Regions from separate parts of the Mus musculus genome. Here region 1 is linked to region 2. The links are chromatin loops, found by intact Hi-C in ENCODE. Cell type or tissue: gastrocnemius. All regions are shown on one strand. Links, peaks and the distances in the headings refer to the core of each region. The heading gives the core; the rest is flanking DNA.

The links. A loop is a pair of places that touch in the nucleus more often than their neighbours do. Peaks named below come from ENCODE experiments on the same cell type or tissue, not always from the same donor. Only the 100,000 strongest peaks of a DNase experiment are listed, where the experiment ranks them.
Region 1: a loop joins it to region 2, with 7 times the contacts of the local background. A loop is called at or near these places in 15 of 42 quality-filtered maps.

What each region holds. Positions count from the first base shown.
Region 1 is chr8:71,986,740-71,992,120 of GRCm38, reverse strand. It overlaps Cyp4f18 (cytochrome P450, family 4, subfamily f, polypeptide 18), which reads left to right. Exons shown (of 13, transcript NM_024444.2): 10 at 2,127-2,260; 11 at 2,350-2,414; 12 at 2,979-3,061; 13 at 3,384-3,639. The coding sequence ends at 3,561. Among named protein-coding and RNA genes, the nearest start is that of Gm51535, 15 kb to the left of the region's middle. In gastrocnemius, for the core only: a CTCF peak has its summit at 3,835 (motif pointing right); DNase peaks (open chromatin) are centred at 3,064 and 3,515; H3K4me3 peaks cover 771 bases; H3K27ac peaks cover 180 bases.
Region 2 is chr8:71,130,173-71,135,553 of GRCm38, reverse strand. It overlaps a transcript of Gm7827 not described here. Among named protein-coding and RNA genes, the nearest start is that of Gm7827, 7.5 kb to the left of the region's middle. In gastrocnemius, for the core only: no CTCF peak of the experiment used is centred there; a DNase peak (open chromatin) is centred at 2,464.

The sequences.
Region 1 (5,381 bases), core at 135-5,134, 860 kb before region 2:
CAGAGCCCTTGCAGAGGATCCTGCTTTAGTTCCCAGAACCCATGTTGAGTTGTTCACAATTGCCTATAACTCTAGCTCCCAAGGATTCGATGTTACCTGCTTCCTTGGGCCCCTGCACAGAAATATGTGTACACATGTATATACTCACACACACAGGCACACATACACAATTTAAAACTTGTAAAAACCAAAACAATCAAAGAGGCATCCGTAGGGGGTGTCTTAAAGGGTTTTACTACTATGAACAGATATCATGTCCAAGGCAACTCTTATAAGGACAACATTTAATTGGGGCTGGCTTACATCTTCAGAGGTTTAATCCATTATCATCAAGGCAGGCGTGGCACAGGAGAGGCTGAGAGTTCTACATCTTCATCTGAAGGTTGCTAGAAGAATACTGGCTTCCAGGCAGCTAGGATGAGGGTCTTAAAGCCCACACCCACAAATGACACACCTCCAACAGGGCCACACCTTCAAATAGTGCCCCTCCCTGGGTCGAGCATAGACAAACCATCACAGAGGGATACATAAACAAAGAAACAAAAAGCTAGCAGCTAGGCAGTCTTTAGGAAGATGTGATGCTGGGTCATCAGAGTGAGTGGTGTGTTCTGGAGTTTTTCAGCTGCAGATTTAGCAGCATCAGGTCCTAAAATTTTAAATAATCACAACATACCAAAAGAAGACAGATTAAAGCTACATCATTCACTCATTAGTTATTAATGTTTTCCCATCGATTCTGCCTAGGGCTGTATATGTGGCTTGGTGGTAGACTACTCACCTAGAATATACAAGGCCACAGGCTAGATCTTTAGTACCACAAAACCAAACTAAACTGTGGTAGTTTGAATATGCTTGGCCCAGAGAGTGGCACTCTTAGCAGGTGTGGCCTCGTTGGAGGAAGTGTGTCATTGTAGGCATGGGCTTTAAGACCCTTGTCCCAGCTTCCTACTAGCTGCCTTCAGAATGAGAGGTAGAACTCTCAGCTCCTCCAGTGCCATAGTGTCTGGATGCTGCCATGCTTCCTGCCATAATGATAACAGACTGAACCTATGAAGCTGTAAGCAAGCCCCAGTGAAATGTTGTCCTTATAAGTGTTGCCTTAGTCATGGTGTCTCTTCACAGCAGTAAAACCCTAACTAAGACACAAACCAGAACCAAAACCACCACCTGCAATGCCTCTCTCTGTTGAAATGGCACATTCACCCTTACACCACAAGCGGCATTCCTTCCTTCCTTTGCCTCACCTTGGCTAGTTGCATTTCTAGTGTTTCTAGTGCAGTGATGACAAAATCAAAGCTTTAGATCTCGCTATCTTCTTTCTACTGTTTTGTATTTTGGTTTCTTTCTCTTTTTTTTTTCCCAGAATGAATAATTTTTATGCAACTTGTTAAATTAACATTTATTTTTATTTTAAAATTATATATGTGTATGTGTGGGAGTATTTGTATGTGAGTGCAGAGTCTGCAGAGGTCGGAAGAGTGAGTCAGAGCCTATAGAGTTAGTGTACGGGGCAGTTGTGAGCTGCCTGTAGTTTCTGGGAATTGAACTCGGGTCCTCTTAAACACTGAGCCAGCTGTCCTGACCATTTGTTAACTTTTATACCATTGGCATTACATTTTTGTTTCCTCAGGATAAACATTTTAAAGTCGCCTGGCTAACCTTTCTTTGGTACTCTTAATTATCTGATTTAAAAAGCTTTCGATTAATTAATAAGTTAGTCATTAAGAATGACACAATTAAACTATTAGTCAGTAAGCTAACCAACTATTAATTAATAATGAATTTTTTTTTTTCAGACAAGAGTACCATTGTGGCTGGACTGGAACTCATAATCCTCCTGTCTCTGTCTTTCCATTGTTGGGAATTCTGTTTCTGTTTTTGTTTTTAAATTACATTAATTAATTAATTAATTAATTAATTAATTAATGTCTCTCTTGGAGATTGAACTCATTTTCAGACTTACTGACAGCTGATTTTCCTCTCTGAACCATTTGGTCAGCCTGTGTTTTTCCAATTCTCATGTACTTCATCCATCTTAGCACTTAAAACAGGGAGGTTTCACTGGGTCACAGAGGAGTTGAAGTTCTCTCATTTTTGATCTGGTTAACTATTCCCCCCCCCCTCAGGGACGACCTGGCCCAGCTGCCATTCCTCACCATGTGCATTAAGGAGAGCCTACGGCTGCATCCTCCCGTCACTGCAATCTCCCGATGCTGCACTCAGGACATTGTGCTCCCAGATGGTCGGGTCATCCCTAAAGGTGCCCGAAACATCAGGGAGGAGGGAAGGTTCTGGGCAGACAGTGGATCCAGGTTGCAGCAGTTCTTCATTGCTTCATTTCCCCCACAGGTGTCATAAGCCGAATAAGTATTTTCGGGACACATCACAATCCAGCTGTGTGGCCAGACCCGGAGGTGCTGTCCCTCTTAATTCTTTGTTATAGGCTGGGATTCTCAAGAGGACGGTCTTTTTGTTTGTTTGTTGGCTAAGGTCTCATGTAGCTCAGGCTGGCTTCAACTTAACCTGTAGCCAAGGATAACCATAAACTTCTGATCCTCCTGCTTCCACCCCCTCAGTGTTGGGATGAGAGGTGTGCAGAACCACGCCTGGTTTATGTGGTGCCTGGGATGGGATCCAGGGCTTTGTGCCTGCTAGGTAATTGCTCTTTCAACTTAGCTACCTCCCCAGCCCCAGTCATGGGTTTTATGAAGCAGGGTGTCAGGTATCCCAGGCTAGCCTGGAAGTCCTTACACAGGAGTTGACCCAGAACCCTTGATCCTCCTGCCTCCTGCTGCTGACAGGTTTGCAGCCATCAGTTTTATGCTGGTGCTGGGATGGAATCCAGGGTTTACGACTACTCCTCATTGCATCCCAGGAGGTAGATAAATCAACTCTGACCTTCCATGCACACTGAGGACTCTGCTCTTGGCTACGCTGGCAATTGGTTCTCACCCGCCATGATTCCATGTCCCCTGCAGGTCTATGACCCCTTCCGCTTTGATGCCGACAACGTCAAGGGCAGGTCACCCCTGGCTTTTATTCCCTTCTCGGCTGGGCCCAGGTGAGGCTAGGACTGAGGGGCAGGGGCCTCGGGCTGACTGTGAGGACGGGGGAGTTGGGGTTTTTTGGAGGTTAGCGTTTCCTCCCTACCTCCCTGCACAGAATTGTGCAAAGGTTTGGGAACCAGGGAGGGGAAGGTGAAGAGTCCTCTGTGCTCAGAATCCCGCCCTGGCCTTTTCGGCTATTGATCAAGGCTTGGCTCTGAGGATGTCTACGTCCTTGCGTGGTCCCAGAAACCTCAGACTCGGGCCAGGTTCTAGTGCTGTGTTGGTCCTGGGTAGGGTCTTGGGCACAGTCAGAGTTCCCACCCCGCCCTCCTGCAGGAACTGCATAGGACAGACTTTCGCCATGAGCGAGATGAAAGTAGCTCTGGCGCTGACTCTGCTGCGCTTCCGCGTTCTGCCGGATGACAAGGAGCCCCGCAGGAAGCCGGAGCTGATCCTGCGCGCAGAAGGCGGGCTGTGGCTGAAAGTGGAGCCGCTCAGCGCAGGCGCGCAGTGATCTCTGAGCTGGCGTGGGACTCTCCTATCCATCCACCCACCTGTGCCTTTCCAGGAATAAAATTTTCTTGTCACCTTGTCTGAGCCTCACCAAACATCCAGGTTACATGCCTCATGTGAGCCACAGGGAGCCATGAAAGGTGTTTGAGTGGTAGAGGGATTTAAGGGACATGAAAATTAATATTGTCATTCAGGAGGCAAGGTACACCTGTGAGCGATAATCTGGATAAATCAACTGAAGTGGAATGATCAGTCCTAATCCTTACTGTAGGTGGCGCCATTACTAGGTTTGGGTTCTGGGTTGAATTAAAAAAAAAAAAAAAAAAAAAAAAGACAAGAAAGCGTGGCTCAGATTAGAGGTGGCTCTTCCCACCTCAAATGTTCTAATCAAGAAAATTGCCTTAGAGATGTGCCAAACAGCTTGGGTTTTAGTTAATTACAGATGTAGTCAAATGAAAACCAAGAATGGCCACCATAGCTAGACTACTAACCCTTCCCAAACATTTCCACCAAATGTGAGAGCAAGGACATGAGCTTAGGGGTCATCCTCATTCAAATCGCCACAGTCCCTTACCTTTTGAGGATGTAGCATTACAGCAACTGGGCATGCGAATTAGTCAGGATTCTCTAAAGCCACAAAACAATGGGATGTCTCTATATATTAAGAGGATTTATTGGAATGACTTACAGTCTGTAGTCCTGAGAGGCCAAATCTTTTAAGTTTAGACTCCATTTTAGAGAACCTGACCTAAGTTTCAACTCAGGTCAACTGACAGGCTGGTACCTAGCATTAGTTTCCAAGCTGCCACCAACAAAACCCGAGCCTAGCTCCAGTCTCTAGGCTGATCCCCACAAGACCAGCGTCTCCAGGTTATTCTCCCAACAAACCTACAACCCCAGGTTACAAGCCCACTCCCTGCTCAATGATCACCAATGCAGAGGGAAGCAGAAATTAGGTTTATAATATAGTTCCCAACACCAGCCAATTGTGTTAAAGGCTACAGCAGCTTTCCAATTAGATGCTTGCACACTCCACCCCCTTGCTGCTTACTATTAAGCCTTGCCCCGATAGATATTCAAGGCTCCTCCACCACCAAAACCTTCCTGAGTGACAATGGTGCATTGGAGGGGCCTGAGCTAGCTCGAATAGAATAAAGACCCTGCTGTGATCGGCTTATGTCTGTGTTTTGGGAGTTCAACCCTTCCCTGGCACAACAGTCCAACTAACCTAACAATGGGCAGCTGTGAATGGGAAGTCTAGTTGTTGCTCAGTCCCACAAGGCTAGGTGTTTCAGCTGGTCTTCTCTATAAGCTGGAGTCATGAAGTACACTCCAACAGATGTGCTGGCAAGTAAGTGCAGGCAGGCAAAGAAGGAACGCAGGCATAAATATTTGCAACCTATTTTTAATAAGGGTTTAACCTCTCCTTTAGCCCACCACCCAGCATAGGGAGTGAAAGAGAAAAGTTACTAGAATATGGGGAAGTGGACCTGTTCAGCAATAGTTCTTTGGGGGCAAGCTTAATCTTCTTGGGCAGCAGTTCAGTCCAGTAGCAAACACCAAATATGACCCAGCAGCAGCTGCAGACCAGTCCTCTCGGCAGGCAGACACCAGGCACAAACCACCAGCTACAGTCCAGCCCTTTCAGCAAGCAGACACCAGGCAGCTGTAGTTTAATCCTAAAGAAATCGCCAGGCTTGCCAACTGGCTTAAGGTAAGGCCACAGAAGCACCAAGCTGCCACAGGAACCTCAGGAGCGGTTCTTTGGTGAGTTTCTCTCAATGGCAGTGTCACCACAAGCTGAGCTCAACAATGCTATGT
Region 2 (5,381 bases), core at 231-5,230:
TTCATCAACATGATATTGACTGGAGTTGAGTCTCTCCATTGTATCCAGGTCACCCTTGTTGGCTGCCCAGGGATTCCTACCTGATAATGTAGAGGGTCAGTTTCCTTCGGTTATGTAAGCACCCACAGCCCTGGCATGCAGGCCTAGGTAAAGTAGGAAATAAGGGGAGGGACCACAAACACTAAAGGCCCTTTGAAAAGCTATATGGAAATTGGCTACTCTAGCAGCCTCCTATACATTTATCCGTATGGGATTTATCCGTATGGGATTTATCCATATGGGATTTATCCGCAAGGGATCCTTATGGAGCCAAAAACTGACAGAGGAGACAAGGCTCCAACTACACATCCTGTGCCACCAAGTTACACCTCCAGTAAGAGGAATGGGTTGCAACCTGTTGAGTCATTAACCAAAGGGTCCTACATAAAGCCTCAACTATCAGCACAGGCTAGTGCCAAGACTGTTGGATGGTCTACACAATGTGATGGTTAGGACTGATTTCTGAAGGTCACCTTTCTGTCATCACAGTGCAATAGGTTGAGCTGGGTCTAACTAGACTCTTCACCCTACTAACCAGAGTTCATAAGATTGGAAGGAAACCTGTTGCTACTGGAGGACAAAGGAAATCCTCAATATCTGTCAGCTACAAATCCTGCAACCTACAATAACACCTACAAGGCAGCTCACAACCATCTTCAAAGCCAATTATAGGCTATCCAAATCCTCTTGCATTGTCACAGGCCCAGACATGCACACAGTGAACACACATACATGTAGGCAAGATATACATACACATGAAATAAACATAATTTATCTTTCAATAATAATGGGTTTACAGGTATGTAATACACTTATGTACTAAGTTCATTCTTTGAAAGTATACAATCTAGTAGTGCTTTCTTAGTATGTCATTAAAATTATGCACCCATCACTCTGTTTTAAAAACATTTTTATCTTTGAGAAGAAACCCTAGCAATGTATTGAATCATTCCTGCATCCCTGGATGAAGTCTACTTGATCATGATGGGTGATGTTTTTAATGTGCTGCTGGATTTGTTTTGCAAGTCTTTTCTTGAGTATTTTTGCATCAATGTTTATAAAAGGAATTGGTCTGAAGTTCTCTTTCATTGTTCAGTGCTTCTTGGTTTAGGTATCAGGGTGACTGTTGCTTATACCATGAGTTTGGCAGTGTTCCTTCTGTTTCTATTTTGTGGACTAGTTTGAGGAGTATTAGCTCTTCTTGGAAGTTCTGGTAGAATTCTGCACTAAAACCATCTGGTCCTGGGCTTTTCAGTTATGAGACTTTTTTTTCTTTTAAAGTATAGAATGGAGCTTATTTAGGTCATGGGGAGGGGAGTTAAGAGGGTAGCAGAATCAGAGAAAGGCAGACAGAAGGAGAAAGTAGAGACATAGAGGCTGGTCATGGTCACATGGAGAGAGAGGAGAAGGGAGAGAGGGGGGCACAAGGAGCAAGAGAGAGGCAAGAGAGCAAGAGGTTAAGAGCTGGTTGTGAGAATGTTACTGCTTTTTCTTCTTCAGGGAGTATAAGACGGTTTAAATAGTTTACCTGATTTTGATTTAACTTTGGTAAGTGGTATGTGTCTAGAAGAAAAAAGCCCATTTCATTAAGACTTTCCAACTTTGTGGATACAGGTTTTTCAATAAAACCTATTAATTCATTGAATTTTCTGATATTCTATTGTTATGTCTCCTTTATCACCTCTGATTTTGTTTATTTGGATACTGTCTCTATGCCTTTTAGTTTGGCTAAGGGTTTGTCTATCTTGTTGATTTTCTCAAAGAACCAGCTCTTGATTTTGTTGATCCTTGGTGTTGTTTTCTTTGTGTCTAATTGATTGAGTTCAGTCCTGATTTGGATTGTTTCCTGCTGTCTACTCCTTTTGTGTGTGTTTGCCTCTTTTACTAGAGCTTTCAGACGTACTTTTAAATTTCTGGAATGTGGGCTTTCTAATCTCTTTATGGAGGCCATTGGTGCTATGAACTTTCCTCTTAGCAGCACTTTTATTGTGCCCCTTAAATTTCAGGTATATTGTGCTTTCATTTTCATTGAATTGTAGAAAGTCTTTAATTTCTTTATTTCTTCCTTGACCCAGAGATCATTGAGTAGAGAGTTGTTCAGTTCCCACGAGTGTGTAGGCTTTCTGGTTTTTCTGTTGTTATTGAAGTCCAGCTTTAACCTACTGTGTTCTGATAGGATGCAAGGGGTCATTTCAATTTTCTTGTAGCTGATGAGGCTTTCTTTGTGACCAACTATATGGTCAATTTTGGAGAAATTTCCAGAAGGTGATGAGAAAAAGTTACAAGCTCTTGATTTGGGGTGAAATATTCTACACATATTACATAGGTCCATTTGATTGATAACATCTGTTAGTTGCTTGTAGATGACTGAGGCTGGGGACGTTTCCAGTGGATGGTTGACAGGACTTGGGCACTTCTTATGGATGACTGCCAGGCTGTGGGCTTTTCCTATGAATAATTAACAGGCTGTTGGGGGTTGTTGCACAGATTTTGATAAGTTGTGTGTGTCCTGTGGATGATTGACAGGCTTTGGGTCTTGCATAGGAATGACCTATAGATGCAATTCTACAGATCTCTTGAATCTATATAAATTTTTGATAACAAATGAAAATCTAAACCCTATGTCATCAATACTTTGATTTTTTTCATTCCCATATTTCTTTTGTTTTATGCCCATGAGTAGTGTTTCCATACCTCACTACCAGCAGGAGCACAACACACTCCTAAGGTAATAGATAAAGTGTCCATGGTAATCCAGGTGCTAAATGTTAGCAAAGCAGGACCTCATGCTTTGCCATAAAATCATCAGTGTGCCCCTGGACTCATACAAAAATTGGGTAAATATCTCTACAAAGTGGTAACCTATACTATCCAACTCCCATGCTTGATATTCAAAAGGCTTTAAGCAAAATGAAACTAGGGTTCCAAAGAGTATGGCTCGTTCCATTTAATAATTTAAATTTATAGAGTGTATGAAACTTGACTGAGAAGAGGAACATAAAGATATAAGAATAGGAAGATCTGGGGAGATAGTAAAATCTATATTCTACACTATAGCTATCTAAATTATGTGTGGGAAAGAAATGGACTGATAGAACGAAAAACTACAGTTGGACAATTCAGTGTTTTTAAAGAAAACATTCAATGAGCAAAAGAATATCTTGAAACTATAATTTATAATTTATTCTTGTATTATCTATATGAAGCTCCAACTTAAAGAATAATTAGCCCCTTAGAACTACAAAATGATCAAGAAGCAAGGGGACTACAGAAAATCTACAGTTGTGTGATTGGTTCCCCTTCATAACCTAGTGCAGAATAAGAATAGGAAATAAGAATAAAGGGCAGGGGTGGTTGGTAAAACTCAATTGGTAAAATACTTGCCCTGAAAACCTGAGTGAAGATGTGGGGATAAGGGGATCCCCAAAGCTTACTTGCCTGCAAGTCTGAGAGTCAGTGTGCTTCAAGAGAGTAAATCAAACACACCAGGGATTTGGGTGAGTGAACATGTCTTTAAAACTGAGGGACCACTGGGTGGAACACACAGGGAGGCTTGATGGCCTGAGTTCTGTCCCCAGAACCCATAATGTGGCAGAAGAGAACTGTCAAGCAGCAAGTCCTCTGACCACCACACACTAGGCTCCGCATGTGTGGGACACGGGAAAATGAGAGGATGACAGTGTCAGTCTCTGTCCTTCACAGGTGTATCAATGCATACACCACATGTGCACAAGGTGAGTATGGGGGAGCAGGGTCACGGTGACAGTTCAAAATGTCTTTGTTTGGTCCATTAGCCAACACAGGAGATATTGAACTAATAATTCTTGGTGATGTCTTTGCATTAAAGTTGACAATAGATCTTATGATAAATTTTTCCGTATTATATATAACATAGTATAATTAACATGAATATTATGGAGAGATGGCTTAGCAGTTAAGAGCTCTAGTTTTGTTTGTAGTGCACTCAGTTTTGAGTGCTAGCACCACATGGCAGCTCACAACTGTCCATAACTCCTGTTCCAGGGCATTTCTCACTCAATTCTAGCATACAGTGCATAGAAAACAAACAGCAGCAAAATACTCCTCTATATAAAGCTACAAAAGTTAAGCATATACAATGAAGTAAAATGTATGTAGTTTCTTTAACTAAGTCATGTTAAAATATCCAATACAGTTCTTCAAAAGAGACAATGGGAAAGTATTTATAAACTAACTGAATTTTTTGTTTTGTTTTCCTTATAGAAGGCCTGGGAGCTGATGTCTTAAAGTACGTATGTCTAGGTGCCCAGGACCCTAAAGCAGGTAAATGATCCAGTGAGGCTCAGTAAAAAAGAGCCTAAGTATAACCTCTCCCCTCTCAGAATGCATTCCATAAAGTACAGTGTGCCCATGCTACACTCAACAGACCCAAGAAGGCTGGATAGGAAGAAGGGCACAAGAAAGGATGTTTGATTCTATTGAATGGTCATGGGATGCAGATGGAGGGAGAGAACTGCATGAGAAAGGAGATAGGGATGGAGAGGTGGGTTCATTGTCTGGTGTGGGGAGGAGGGGGGTCCATGATAATGAATGGAAATCTGCAACTGACAGGGATGGTAAGGAGGGGGCAACTTTAGGAAGAGACGGAGACATAGGATAGGGGATTCACACAAGTATCACTGTGGGTGTGCTTAGCTGTGACTCAGCATTGGCGATATGGAGCCTGGGGAGGCTTCCTCTTCTGGCTAGGCAGGAACCCCAGTGGAGCAATAGTGACATTAACCCACCCACAAAACTTTTAACCCAAAACTTTTCCTGTCTAAAGAAATGCAGGAATAGGGGATGGAGTAGAGACTAAGGGAATGGCCAACCAAAACCCCACCAAACTTGAGACCCATCCCATGGGCAAGCAACAGTCCCTGACACTATTAATGATACCCTGTTATGCTCATAGACACATACTGGTACATACTTTCCTATGAGAGAATCCACCCAGCAATGACTTAAATAGATGTAGACACCCACAGCTAAACATTAGATGGAACTTGGAGACTCTTGTGGAAAAATAAGAAGGGTGGCAGTGCCTAAGGGGATAGGAACTTCACACGAAGAACAACAGAATCAACTAATGTGGGACCATGAAAGGCAGCCTAGTTTCTGATTGAGCTAGGTTAAAAACCCCAGAGACACAGCAGATAACTCTGCAAGGAACAGTAGGTGCTTTGCCACGCTCCTAGACAACAGGATCCTAGACACCTAGGAGGCCTCTCCTCAAGACCATTTTAATGAGGTTCCTAAAGGCCTGAAGAGCATAGCCAATTAAGCTCTCCTTCCCAGACACTACTCACTGCAAAAGGTATGTA